2 separate regions of the Homo sapiens genome follow, and region 1 is linked to region 2. Evidence: chromatin contacts called from ENCODE Hi-C data. All regions are on one chromosome and are shown on one strand. The core of a region is the stretch at or near the end of the contact, and the rest is flanking DNA. Distances in the headings are between cores, read along the strand shown. Region 1 overlaps FYN (FYN proto-oncogene, Src family tyrosine kinase). Region 2 holds the start of SLC60A2 (solute carrier family 60 member 2).

Region 1 (6,423 bases), core at 3,458-5,957, 580 kb before region 2:
CGTAAGCCTGAAAAAGAAATTGGATGATGCCGTATATATGTATGGATGGATAACACTCCTTATGCAGTAGTGAGTCAGCAGCTTCAAATGGGTTTTCCGTTTTCCTATTGGTACTGGTTGCTAAAGTGCTGTAGCGTGAAGGCTCATTCTTTCAGAATCTTGTGAATTGGGCATCCTATGTTGTTGGAATTACACAGTATGCTTGAAAGAAGGGTATTAAAGTTTCTTCCCTACTTTGGAAATGGTAATGATTCTCCAAGTGCTCTTTCTAAGGCTGATGAAAAAGTCTTCCACCTTGTAAATAGAAATCTCCTTATTGTGACCTGTGAATCAGAGCAACAACTTTTCTGAGCCTCTGCAGAAGTGTTCAAGAATAGAAGGCAAAGTTCCACTCTATACATGTTCCCTTTTGTGAAGAGTTCTCATAGTATTGATTTATTCTCTTCTGATTATAGGGAAGCAAGTTAAAATTTCTGGACAAATAATTCTCATTTTTTACAGCTTAGCAGTGTCTAGATCCCTAGTGGGTTAGCCAAAAGAAAAGGCATCTATTGCCTGGCGGTTTCTCCGTAGGACAGGACAGCATGTCTCAGAACCCAGGAAGAGGTGAGATGATATGGGTTGCTAAGGCATGAGCTGCAATGGCATGCTTATTAGCACATTCTCTCTCACCTCCATGGTGGTTCTCTTGCTCATCTCCAGTGAGTTCATGATTTGAATGCCCATCTGCAGAGAACAATATATGAGTTTCAAATTCTCTTCCTCATGGTCATTTTTTCTTTCCTTCATTCCGAGTCATCTTTGATTAAACAAAACAAAGATGTTACTGTTAATTATACATCTTTCCAAACAGTGCAAAAATTCTTGTGTGTGTGTGTGGTGGGGGATGGTTTTGATGGGAATAATAACTTATCATGGGGGTGTTTTAAATCGTGGATCAGGAAGAAAGATACTAAGAGTCACATTGAAAAGCTTAAGAGTCTCTACAAGATAGGAAAAATTGTTCCTGCCTTTTTTCATATTTCTTAACTCAAAGCTCTCTGCCCTAACATATTGTTGTAAACATAATTCCATTCAACTATTTTTATTGTTCTCTTTAGACACTTTATTAAAACTGCAGCTTTATTCAAACAGCTAAAATTGCAGATAATAAATGAAGTACCATAATATTGGCCAGTTGTAGGCACAGCGTGTGAGCAAACTGGAAAGCTGCCATCCTGCTCCTGGCACTTTAAAGATTAATGTGAAGCATGCATGGGTGTCATCAGAACCAGCACTCAGCCTCGCCAGGGGCTTGGCACAAGGTTCTAAGGTAGTCCCGGGGCTGGAGTTCCATGGACAAGATGATGCAGGCTGCTGGGTTGGCAAACCTCCTGCAGAGGGGAACCCCAGCTGCTGGGAACCAGGGGCCATCCCCAAAATGCTTTTTTTGACAGCGGGGCCCACCCACAGTCAGATAGGAAGTGGGGAAGGTATGGGCTGGGTGCTGGGGGTGTTTTAATCCAAGAGGTAAATTGAGTAAGACCTTGGAAGACTCAGTTTTAATTGTGCCCCAACCATTGATGACTTGTAGAGACTCTGAAAAAGGGAAGTGTGTTTGTGTTTGTGTTTGTGTGTGTGTGTGTATGTGTGTGTGTACACACAAGGCCTCTATCCTTATCTTTCCTGATTCCAGAAAGTTAAAATCTCATGCTGGCTTCCTTTGGTGGTACAAGGCCAGGTCTTTGCAGTTTCAGACAGGTGTTTGTGGCAACTGTGACTTAGCAACAATTGTGTGAATGATAAAAAATTTGTGGGCAAATTGATTGTCTGCAACAAATGGAAATTCTATGGTGGTGCTTTGTGGGTGGTTTGTAGGCAGAGAGTACTTGGTTCTCTTTTGATGTCTCACTTTTTTTTTTCTTCTTCTACAGTTTTTTTGAAGAAGCAGGATGCTGATCTAAACGTGGAAAAAGTAAGTTGGCAAGTTTTGCACTGAGAGCAAGTGCCTTGTGAATTATAAAGGGCTTCCTGTTGGAACCTAGGATGAAGTCCACTTTTAATTTGGGATTGTAATTCTGAGTCCATAGATTTCTAAGAGAGAGGTCGAGTTGGAGAAGGAACTGGTTTGTGAAATAGAAAGAAAACCTTACCTCCTTTGGTGGACCCACTATTTTCTCCCTTCCCTTAGTTGTAACACTCAATTCTGGTAATTTATGGGAACATATGTTTTGACTATAAGTTATGGCTCCCACCCCAGAAATAGAATGGAACAGCTGTCCCATGGCTGAGGAGCCTTCAGGCTGGGGAGGAATGGGGAGCGCCTATCCTCAGGCTGGTCAAGGAGGTCGTTTTCAGTCCATTCATTGTTGTTTTTCCTCCACTCTCAGATGGCTGCTGCTCACCTCTGCCTGAGCCGTATCTTTGAATTGCAGCCACTGTGTAGCAGGTCATTCTTTCATTAATGTAACATTTTTTTGGTTCCTACTGGGTGTTAGACATCATGCTGGACTCTCTTGAGACAAAAGTGAATGTGACTGACAAGTACTCAGGTAATGATGGTACAATCTGAGAGCTGTGCAGAAGGGGCTTGGAAGCTCTGACTGAGGGCTGAGCTATCCAGAAAAACTCCATGATGGAGTGGGTGTGAGGAGCTGTGAATGCATTCTTTCTCTGAATGTTTGCTGAGCCTTCTCTGCCTGTACGTCTCTCTGCCTCCCCAGGTGCCTTGAGTTCCCCCACTGAAAGGCTGGACGTCGCAGCTCTCGCTAGCCACCCAGGCGTCCTTTTCGGCCCCCACTACTCTGCCCAACCACATTGCCTTGGGTGTAACTTTTCAGCTGTTCTGAGTTATGTTCCTCAATTCCCTGGCCACTTGGGGGCTGCCCCTTCATCATCTGAGAATGACTTGGGGTTATTTCTCATCTTGATTTGAGTGCAAGAGAGGCTTTTCTTTCTGAACTAGAGCCATTCTGAATGCAGCTCGTTTGTCTCTAAGTTAGGGAAGTATACTATCTGAAACATTGTTCCAGAACAATTGTGAGTAACTCCTGACCTTTGACCCCATGCAGGCACCTAGCTTCTGCAGGATGGCCTGTGATCTACTGCTAGTCACGGGCTTTTCAGCTCATACAAACCAGGGCAACTTGGGGAAATAACACAGCTCTAGTTAGGACAAGGCAGAAGGAGCCTTTTTAGAATCCGCATGCACTCAGGTTTTGGCTGTGGAAGCCAGGGATTGGCAAAGACTGTCGCCTATGGGAGGTCAGTATACTGTGACCCTTCTGGACTAGGCCAGGTCCACAGCAGGCAAGAGCCTATGGGTGCCAGGAGCCCCCTCAGGGCAGTATTGTGCCTTGGAGCCCAAAGAAATGCCTGGCATTTGCCCCAGACTGCAGGACTTGCCCTCCCCTGTCCAACTCAGGCAGTGAATCCTGCAGCCACAGGAGGGGGAAGTCCATTCATCTGGGTTCCCAGTCCTGGCCCCATGCCGGGCAAACAGCAGGGCTCAGTTAGTGGGGTGTGGGGGGCACTGAATGGAATGTGTTCAATTTTGCTTCACTTCTGCTGTTAACTTCCTGTTAGACCTTAGAAAAATCATTTCTCCTCCCCAAGTTTCATTTTTCTTATCAGTAAAGTGGTCCCTTTCACAGGACCAAGTAAAATTACTCGCTTTTAAATTGAAAAACACAAACCAAATACATTTTGTTTTTGTTTTTGTTTTCTGACTTGGGTCTTGAATTAAAATGGAAAAAGGGCTGTTGGCCACCAGTCTAAAGAATGCCAGGTAAGACCAGTTATGGATTGGGACTGAAGGAGCAATGAGTGTCTAACAAAAGAGTGAACACGGGTGACTGACCCGTGGTGTGGATGTCTGTAAGTGCACAGGGAATCCAGATTAAGAGAAGCTAAACGGGTAGAAATGCTGCTTGGATGGAGTGAGTCTGAGGCACCTCTGAAAGGCTCTGCCTGCACCCTCTCCTCAGTCAAGTAGTTGATGACCTGAAAAACAATCATTGCCTTAGGGGAGTTTGCTGTTTTAAAAGCTCTATTCTAGAAGTTCCACTTTCAGAACCTTTTTCTGTTGCTGGTAGAACACTGTTGAACACGGATCTATCAACTTTTCTTTTTGTCTGTGTTTACCTATCCAGAAGAATCTAATATAGGATGTGCATCTGTTGTATAAGTAAATGATACCTGTTGGCCAACTCCAGTGGAGAAAAATTGCCAAAGTTACAGTGTTTGTTCTTCATGTGGATTTTTAAGTTTCCTCTTTTAGTTGAACGTTTTTGTAAAGACAGAAGTGGAAAATTAGCTTTATTTTGACATGCTAAAGCTCAAAGACAAGTTAGCATAAATTCTGTATTAATTAATATCTATGGTTTATTGAACTTCTGCTATGCAGAGTGCTTTATATCATCTATGTTACACTTCACTGTGACAGCAGTCCTGTGAGGGAGCTATGAGAGGCTCAAGGTGCTGTAGTTATAGTAAGGATTCTACTCAGATCTGTCTGGGCTCAGAGCTTTCCCCTTCCCATACCCCACCTTACTTTGGAGTTTATATAATATTTGAGACAATATGTTTGTGTGCCTTATTTTTTTTTAAGTTTCGTAAGTTCTAAGAAAGCGGCATTTGTTACTTTTTAGAGAGCTCTTCCTTGACACTCCCCTAAAGGCCCAGGCTGGATGGGGTTGCCCTATCGCCACGGCCGCTTCAAAGCTGTCATTGTGGTTGCATAGTTATCTGTGCAGTGACTGTCTGACAGCAGTGTTCACTGTGGAACTGCAGGCTTTATCAGCTCAGAATCCTTATCTGTGCCAAGCCTAGTGCCTAACTCATAGTAGGCCCTCTTAAAAAATTGAGCAGGCATGAATGAGTGGAAACCATGCTTGTTAATAGCATTATGTGGCGATAAGACCATCATTCCTTGACTTGCTCCCCAAAAGTACAAAGTTTCAAGCAGACAAATGAACAGATCATTCTTAAAATTGAACTAATCTGGGCAAGCAAAGAGAGTTCAAAGATAAAAGAGGGGGACGCAGTAGTGCACAAGGGAAACATTAAAGCAAATATTTTCTTTTCCACAGAATCTTTTAGAATTCTTGAGGGTTACAGTTCCAGATATCATTGCTTTAAGTGTATAAAGTGTATTTTTAAAAAGTGAAACCCATACCCATTTAAAAATTGAAAAATATGTAATCAAGTTGTATCAGAACAAAAATGTGCTTTTTGTGTAAAAAGCTAATTAAATGGAGTCATCCTATTTAGTGATTTAAAAGGATTTGATTAAAATAATATCCACTTCAACTACTCTCAAAGGGCTGAGGAGAGAGGTTTGGTTTCCGTGCATCCTGGATGGCCTTTGTCTGGTGTGATTAAAGGTATTTCAGTGCCTGCCATGAGAGAGGCCCCTGCCATTTCTGCAGTTTCAGTGAGACCGAGAATTCCTGCAGTGTCATTCCAACTGTTTGCAGGGTTTAGACAGCTGCGTTCAGGCCACAAATATGGCCACAAACACTACTGCCTATTTGATAGACACAGAGGCCTTCCGAAACAAAAATTGTCATTCAAAAAGAAAAGTAAAAAGAAAAATTACCTCCTGCCTTAGAATTGTTTACTTTTCCTCTGAGTGAGTGAGTTCTTTGAAATGTGTTGGTCTGTTAATGTAGAATGTACATGGAAGTTGCTCCATTTTTCAGTGTTTCTTTGGTTTTAATAAGTCCCAAGAGAAATGATAAAAAACCTCCTAGATTCTTAGTGTGGGGATAATTGTCTTGTGGGGGGAAAATCTAATTCTAAGTAATCGAGGGTTAGAAATTTGAGGCCGCATCAGGAATCCAGCTTTAAAGCCATGTCCGCATGATTTCTATGCAGCTGGTTAAGAGGTGGGAAAATTAATTCATACAAGTTTTTTCTTTTGTGGGAAGAATAAGATTTCCGGGGTCAGAGGCCAGCAGTGTTTACATGGGGTATCCAAAGGCCTCACAGTGCTGGTTGCTGGGGTGACATGAGGATGTGTCTCCAGTGTGAATAGGGGGACATTGGCTTTGGGGTGTACCGCGCAAATGCGTGTACTGGTTGCTTAAGGGAGGTGAGGGAGAGAGTGAAGAAGAGGAAGGGAAGAATAGCATAAGCACAACTCCCTGCCATTTGTGGGAGCCATTGCTTCCTGAGTGGGCATGGGCGGGTTGCAGGGGCAGGACTCAGGTGCTTCTGGTGCCTCTGAACCCATGGACACTGGACAGGGCAGTTCCTATGTGCAGACGGGAATTGTTCCTCAGGCCCTCCCTGATACATGTACTACAGGCTGCCAGCCTCAGAAACTATAGGAGGCCAAAGTGGCCTACATTCTTCATTTACCTTTCTCAACCTCACACACAGATTGACCCATTCTGCTGGTGATCAGGCAACGGAGTGACCCAGCCTCAGTGTATAACTGAG
Region 2 (5,964 bases), core at 2,610-5,109:
CCAATACTCTGGGAGGCTGATCCTTTGAGCTCAGGAGTTCCAGACCAACCTGGGCAACATGGTGAAACCCCGGCTCTACTAAAAACACAAAAATTAATCAGGCATGGTGGCTCACACCTGTGGTCCCAGTTAATTGGAAGGCTGAGATGGGAGGATCGCTTGAGCCCAGGAGGGGGAGGTTGCAGTGAGCAGAGATCGCATCACTGCACTCCAGCCTGGGCAATAGAGGGAGAGGAGACCCTGTCTCAAAAAAAAAAAGCAGCTTTGCCATCTATTTCCAGGGTGAGACAGAGCACTCTGGGGTTGTCCAACGACAACATGGGGCAGCAGGAACAAAAACATAGCCTACATCAGTCCACCCAACCTCGCTTCCCCTCTTCATTCCCAATCCAGGGTGTAGCCTGGGCAGGTTCAAAGAGCTCATTCTGATCTGTGGTGACCCCAGGAAATCTGCCCTAAACCCTCTAAGCAGAGTTTTTTGGACAACCAGTGTGTGATCCAGGAGTGGTAGCTAAATTATAGTGGTTGGAAAGGCTAAGGATTGCTAAGACACTCTAGAGCTAATCTAAATTTCCAGAGGGACCCAGCACAGATACCCTCTAACTGTCAAGATGAAAGCAGGTACCAGGGAAACTCAACTGCCATTGAGGACACCTAAACACTACCCATTTCAGTGGCCAACCATTCTGCATGCTAGTATTTTCATATTTTCAAAGACAACTTGTAAATTCACTTGACAGTCATAAAGAAGCTAAAATTAGCATTTACTTACCCAAAAGTAAAAAATAATTCATGACATCGACAAGAAATCCACCAATCACAGAGCCACTCAAATATCCCAAGGCACGACCCACAAAAATGAAAGACAGACTACTGATATTTCGGTTCACGTTTGTTGCCAAATCTTGAAACGTGGGTCCCACTATAGCAACACTCAATCCCTAAAATTTAAAAAGACAAAAGTTTTTACTTATAATCATTAAAATAATGTCTAACTATGTGGTAGTTTCTTCCACTATAAAAAAAAAGGGGGGCGGAGGGTCTGGGATTTACAATGTAATGTAGGGAATTAGACTACTGTTTTTTTAGTTTTGACTAAAACTCTTATTTTTTTTTTGTTTTGACACCTCTCAGTTTTTAAAAAATTATTTTTTTGTTGCAATCCTGTTTCCTTTCTGAACAATACCTTTAAAAGACTATTCTGTATTAATAAAATGTAATATTAAAACTATTTTTGAAATGGTTTCGTACATTTTGAAATATATTACATGCACAAATAAGAATTTGGGTATTAAAAATTTAAATTGGCCGGGCACAGTAGCTCACGCCTGTAATCTCAGCACTTTGGGAGGCCGAAGCAGGCGGATCACGAGGTCAGGAGTTTGAGACCAGCGTGGCCAACACAGTGAAACCCCATCTCTACTAAAAATACAAAAATTAGCTGGGCATGGTGGTGGGCGCCTGTAGTCCCAGCTACTCGGGAGGCTGAGGCAGGAGAATCGCTTGAACACGGGATGCGGAGGTTGCAGTGAGCCGAGACTGCACCATTGCACTCCAGCCTGGGCGACAGAGCGAGACTCTGTCTCAGAAAGAATAAATTAATTAATTAAATTAAGTCAGGTGTGGTTGCTTACACCTGTAATCCCAGCAATCTGGAAGGGAGAGATGGTAGGACTGCTTGAGCTCAGGGTTTTGAGATCAACCTAGGCAACCCCATCTCTACAAAAATAAAAATGAAAAAAATCAGCCAGGCGTGGTGGCGCATGCCTGTAGTCCCAGTTACTAGGGAGGCTGAGATGGAAGGATCGCTTAAGCCCTGAGGTCGAGACTGTAGTGAGTTCTGACTGAGCCACTGGAAAACGTCAAAACCTTGATCAAAACATCAAAATATGATTCCTGTTTTTTATGTTGTTAAACAGCAATATTTCTGGATGCACATGGAGTCCTTCCCCTGAACTATACATATAAAACATACAGGAGATAAACAATTTAAATGTTTCTAAATCTACACTTTTCTTCCACGCCATCAGAATTAGTCAGTAAAGGTTGCTTAAAAAATATTACACGCCCAAGTACAGAATGACTTTAACAATAAAACTTTACTCAATGCAGTGTCAGCAAGAGGTAAGGATTACAATTGACTTTCAGAGGAAATTCATTGGACATTTAAAGAAAAAAATGTTTCCAATCAGTCTACATTTCCAGAATAACTGATTCTAATTGCCCTGCTCTGCTCTAAATGCATGGGGTGCGCCCCCTGCCCAACTCGTAACAGTCCAAGACCACGGACCACTATGGGCCCAGGTGCACAGCAAGCACCTCGTACTTCGAGAGAAGCCTGAGCACAGAATCTAATCAAATTAGTTCATGTCTTCAAAGGATTTACAACAGGACCGGACAAGTCAGTGACGACTCACCAAAAGTCTGAAGTGATTTCTTTCTTCACCCCTCCCCACCGCCCCCAATCAAAATACTCTAAGAAACAACTGTGGCTCAGAGTCCCTGAGATGGTAAGTGACCACACATGACTCTTGGGAGGACTCATCCTCTCAACTCCCCCAGGATCATAATTATCAAGTGATAAGGAGGAGGTTTCCGAAAAGTGAATTGAGTGGCGACCCAGGGGTTTGGCAAAAGGCGCCTCTAGGCTTGCCCTTTGCTCCAAGAAAAACATTTAAGAATCTAAAGGTTGGTTTTATTAATAAATAGGATGGTGGGCAGAGTAAAAGACATATTTCTGGCTCTATCACTTAACCAGCTGTGTGATCCAGAAAGTCACTTTCCCCTCCGGGCCTATTTCCTTATCTGCAAAATTAAGCGGTTGGCTGAATTTGGTCAGATCACCAGGAAGAAATTCCAGAAAAGTAGTTTTTCTGTGTAATAATTTGGGGGTTGAGTGGGTGGGTGCGGAGAGCAGCGGCCAAAGACCTGGTGAACCCCTCTTGCAACCTTCCCATCCGACGAAGGAGACGTAGGAAGGCTTGCCGGGCCGGGCGCCGTGGCTCACGCCGGTAATCCCAATACTTTGGGAGGCCGAGGTGGGCGGATCACCTGAGGTCAGGAGTTTGAAACCAGCCTGGCCAACATGGCGAAGCCCCGTCTCTACTAAAAATACAAAAATTAGCCGGGCTTAGTGGCAGGCGCCTGTAATCCCAGCTACTCGGGAGGCTGACGCAGGAGAATCGCTTGAACCCTGGGGGCAGAGGTTGCAGTGAGCCGAGATCGCACCACTGCACTCCAGCCTGGGCAACAGAGCGAGACTCCGTCAAAAAAAAAAAAAAAAAAAGCTTGCTGGAGCTGAAAGACGTATTCAGAAAATCTATTTCCTCCAAGATTAGAATTGTGCCCATTTTCTAGATGATGAAACTGAGGCCCAGTCAGATTAGGTAACGCGCCCAAGGTCAGTTTGCAAGTGGCGAAGGCAAGACTCGAACGCCCCGGCCTGGGAGTGTTGCAGCCCCGGCTCTCACCAGCCCCAGGAAGGAGGCACACAGCATCAAGGTGGTGAACCACCGCAGCTTGCTCCCGGTCCCACCGCTCTGCCAGGAGACCACCACCACCTCCGGCTCCGGCTCATTCTCCGCCGGGGCCTCCGCCTGCAGGAGCCGCTGCCCCGCAGCCGGGGGCCCGGCCCCACGGAGCTCCACCTCTAACTCCAGCTCGGCGGCTCCGGAGAAGTCGTCTTGCTGCCGCCGCGCTTCTCAGCAGAACTTCTGGAGCTCCGAGAAGAGCACTGGCCCCGACCCCAGGCACGGGTGTCCCTCCGGGCGCCACCTCCCAGCGGACCGCCCGGAACCGGGGCAGAGAAGAGGAACTTCGGCACGCCGCAGGTGTTCGTGGCAAAAGACGCTCGCTCTCCAGCAAGCAGGCGCATGCGCGGGTCACGTGGCGGAAATGTGGCCTCTCGCCAACCGCTATCGTGCCTCAAGCCGGAAGTTGATATGGTTGCCTAGGAGACCGGACGTAGCTCTCTAGCCTAGGCATCATACTTAGCTGAGCTCACAGAGGCTGGCGGACGTGCGCCCCATGGCGGAGCGAGCTGAAGTTGCAGCCTGGGACCAGGGAAATCAAGAGGTAAAAATGCGGCCAAACCATTATGAGGAAAAGGGGCCAAGAATTACACTGTAGCGCCTCGCGCCGGCTCCCCGGTCTCCTGGGGAGCGAAGGGAGCCTGAAGAGCTGGTCCTTATACAGCTTTCTGAAATCCCTGAGATCTGTCAATGAATCGCGCATCTTTCACTCCACAAGTATTTGTTGAACGTCATTGTGTAAGTTATCACGTATATTATCTCAACCCTCACAACACTCCAAATTCCACGTTATCCCCGTTGTACAGATAGAAAGATTAAGTCATAGAAAATAATTAACAATCTGCCCAAGCTCAGTCATCGAATTAGTGGCCGTATATAAACAGTGTAACAGTAGCTCAAGAAAGAAATCGGGATCCAAAGCTGTGGTTTCAAACACAATTCCTGAAATAATTCCAATTCCTGAAATAATTCCATCGTTGTAAAGAAGTGGAGCGTGGCATCGATTTGAGGAATTTTTTTTATATACTTTAAGTTTTAGGGTACATGTGCACAACGTGCAGGTTAGTTACATATGTATACATGTGCCATGTTGGTGTGCTGCACCCATTAACTCGTCATTTAACATTAGGTATATCTCCTAATGCTATCCCTCCCCCCTGATTTGAGGAATTGTTTTCCTTTTGCTCTTTAACAAAGCGTACCACAGCCTCAAAATGTTATATACTTTTCTTTGTGGTCTATTTGAAATGTTCTTTTCCACCTGATTCTTCCAACTTTCATCCACTTAGGCTCCCAGACTACAAACCTTAGTCTCATCATCCCTTGCAACCCGTCTCTCCAGACTTATTCGTTTAGTCATTAAGTCTTCCCCCCACCCGCACCCCCACTTTTTTTTTTGTTTGTTTGTTTTCTTTTTTGAGACAGAGCCTATGTCGCCCGGGCTGGAGTGTTGTGGCGCTTTTTGGTAGAGACGAGTTTTCACCATGTCGGCCAGGCTGGTCTCGAACTCCTGACCTCAAGTGATTCGCCTGCCTTTGGCCTTCCAAAGTGCTGAGATTACAGGTATGAGCCACCATGCCCCGCCAAGCATTTCTTTTTTATTTATTTATTTATTTATTTATTTATTTATTTATTTATTTATTTGAGACGGAATCTCGCTCTGTCGCCCAGGCTGGAGTGCAATGGTGCGATCTCGGCTCACTGCAACCTCTGCCTCCTAGGTTCAAGCGATTCTCCTGCGTCAGCCTCCTGAGTAGCCGGGATTACAGGCGCGTGCCACCACGCACGGCTAATTTTTTTATTTAGTAGAGACGGGGTTTCACCATGTTGGTCAGGCTGGTCTCGAACTCCTGACCTCATGATCCGACCGCCTCGGCCTCCCAAAGTGCTGGGATTACAGGCGTGGGCCACCGCGCCCGGCCCGCCAAGCATTTATTTTAGAGCAGGTCAGCTGGCATTCCTTCATATGAGAATGTCTTTATTTCACTTTGATTCCTGAAAATATTTTCACTGAAAATAGAGTTCTGGGCTAACCGTTATTTCCTTTCAGCACAGAAAGATGAGATTTCTATTCGAGTTTTAGCTACCCATGCCACCCAACAGTTCCCAGCTGGGGTCTCTCCTCAGGACAAACCACAAGAAAAGAAGAAAAAAGCCAGGAAATTCATCCCCTTGCAGGTTTCTAAGTTTTGACTCCCTACCTCAATTCTTTATTTACTTTTCAGAGGCGGCAGGTAGTTGCCATTTGTATTTTGTCATGAGTCTTTCAGTCGTAATCAGTGAGAGAGGGGCTGAAGTAGACTAATGACGCCAAACCAGGACTTTTCTACCTATCTTTGGAGAATCCATGTTAAAACAAACAAACAAACAAACAAACAAACAAAACCTACTTTGGTAGGTAGTCTTTTCTCACCTGCCTTTCAGCCTTGAGGCT

What was found. Hi-C counts contacts between places; a loop is a spot of excess contacts on that map. Pooled maps may share reads with other maps.
Region 1: a loop to region 2 is called in a pooled map, with 2.6 times the contacts of the local background. The contact joins the enhancer-like site here to the promoter of SLC60A2 in region 2. A Hi-C loop is called at or near these places in 2 of 37 single-sample maps with no recorded cell type and 7 of 50 pooled maps.

What each region holds. Positions count from the first base shown.
Region 1 is chr6:111,842,120-111,848,542 of GRCh38, reverse strand. FYN (FYN proto-oncogene, Src family tyrosine kinase) reads left to right here. Exons shown (of 14, transcript NM_002037.5): 2 at 1,914-1,954. Among named protein-coding and RNA genes, the nearest start is that of FYN, 28 kb to the left of the region's middle. RefSeq lists an enhancer at 5,533-5,642. Within about 2 kb of position 4,707, at least 10 of the 41 ENCODE cell types and tissues checked have a DNase peak (open chromatin) inside an H3K27ac peak, as active enhancers do.
Region 2 is chr6:111,257,234-111,263,197 of GRCh38, reverse strand. SLC60A2 (solute carrier family 60 member 2) reads right to left here and starts at 3,859. Exons shown (of 4, transcript NM_153369.4): 1 at 3,471-3,859; 2 at 773-941. The coding sequence starts at 3,497. SLC60A2-DT (SLC60A2 divergent transcript) reads left to right here and starts at 3,986. Exons shown (of 3, transcript XR_001743807.2): 1 at 3,986-4,074. LOC124901378 (a long non-coding RNA gene) reads right to left here. Exons shown (of 2, transcript XR_007059708.1): 2 at 5,488-5,964. RefSeq lists enhancers at 3,750-3,829, 4,150-4,209.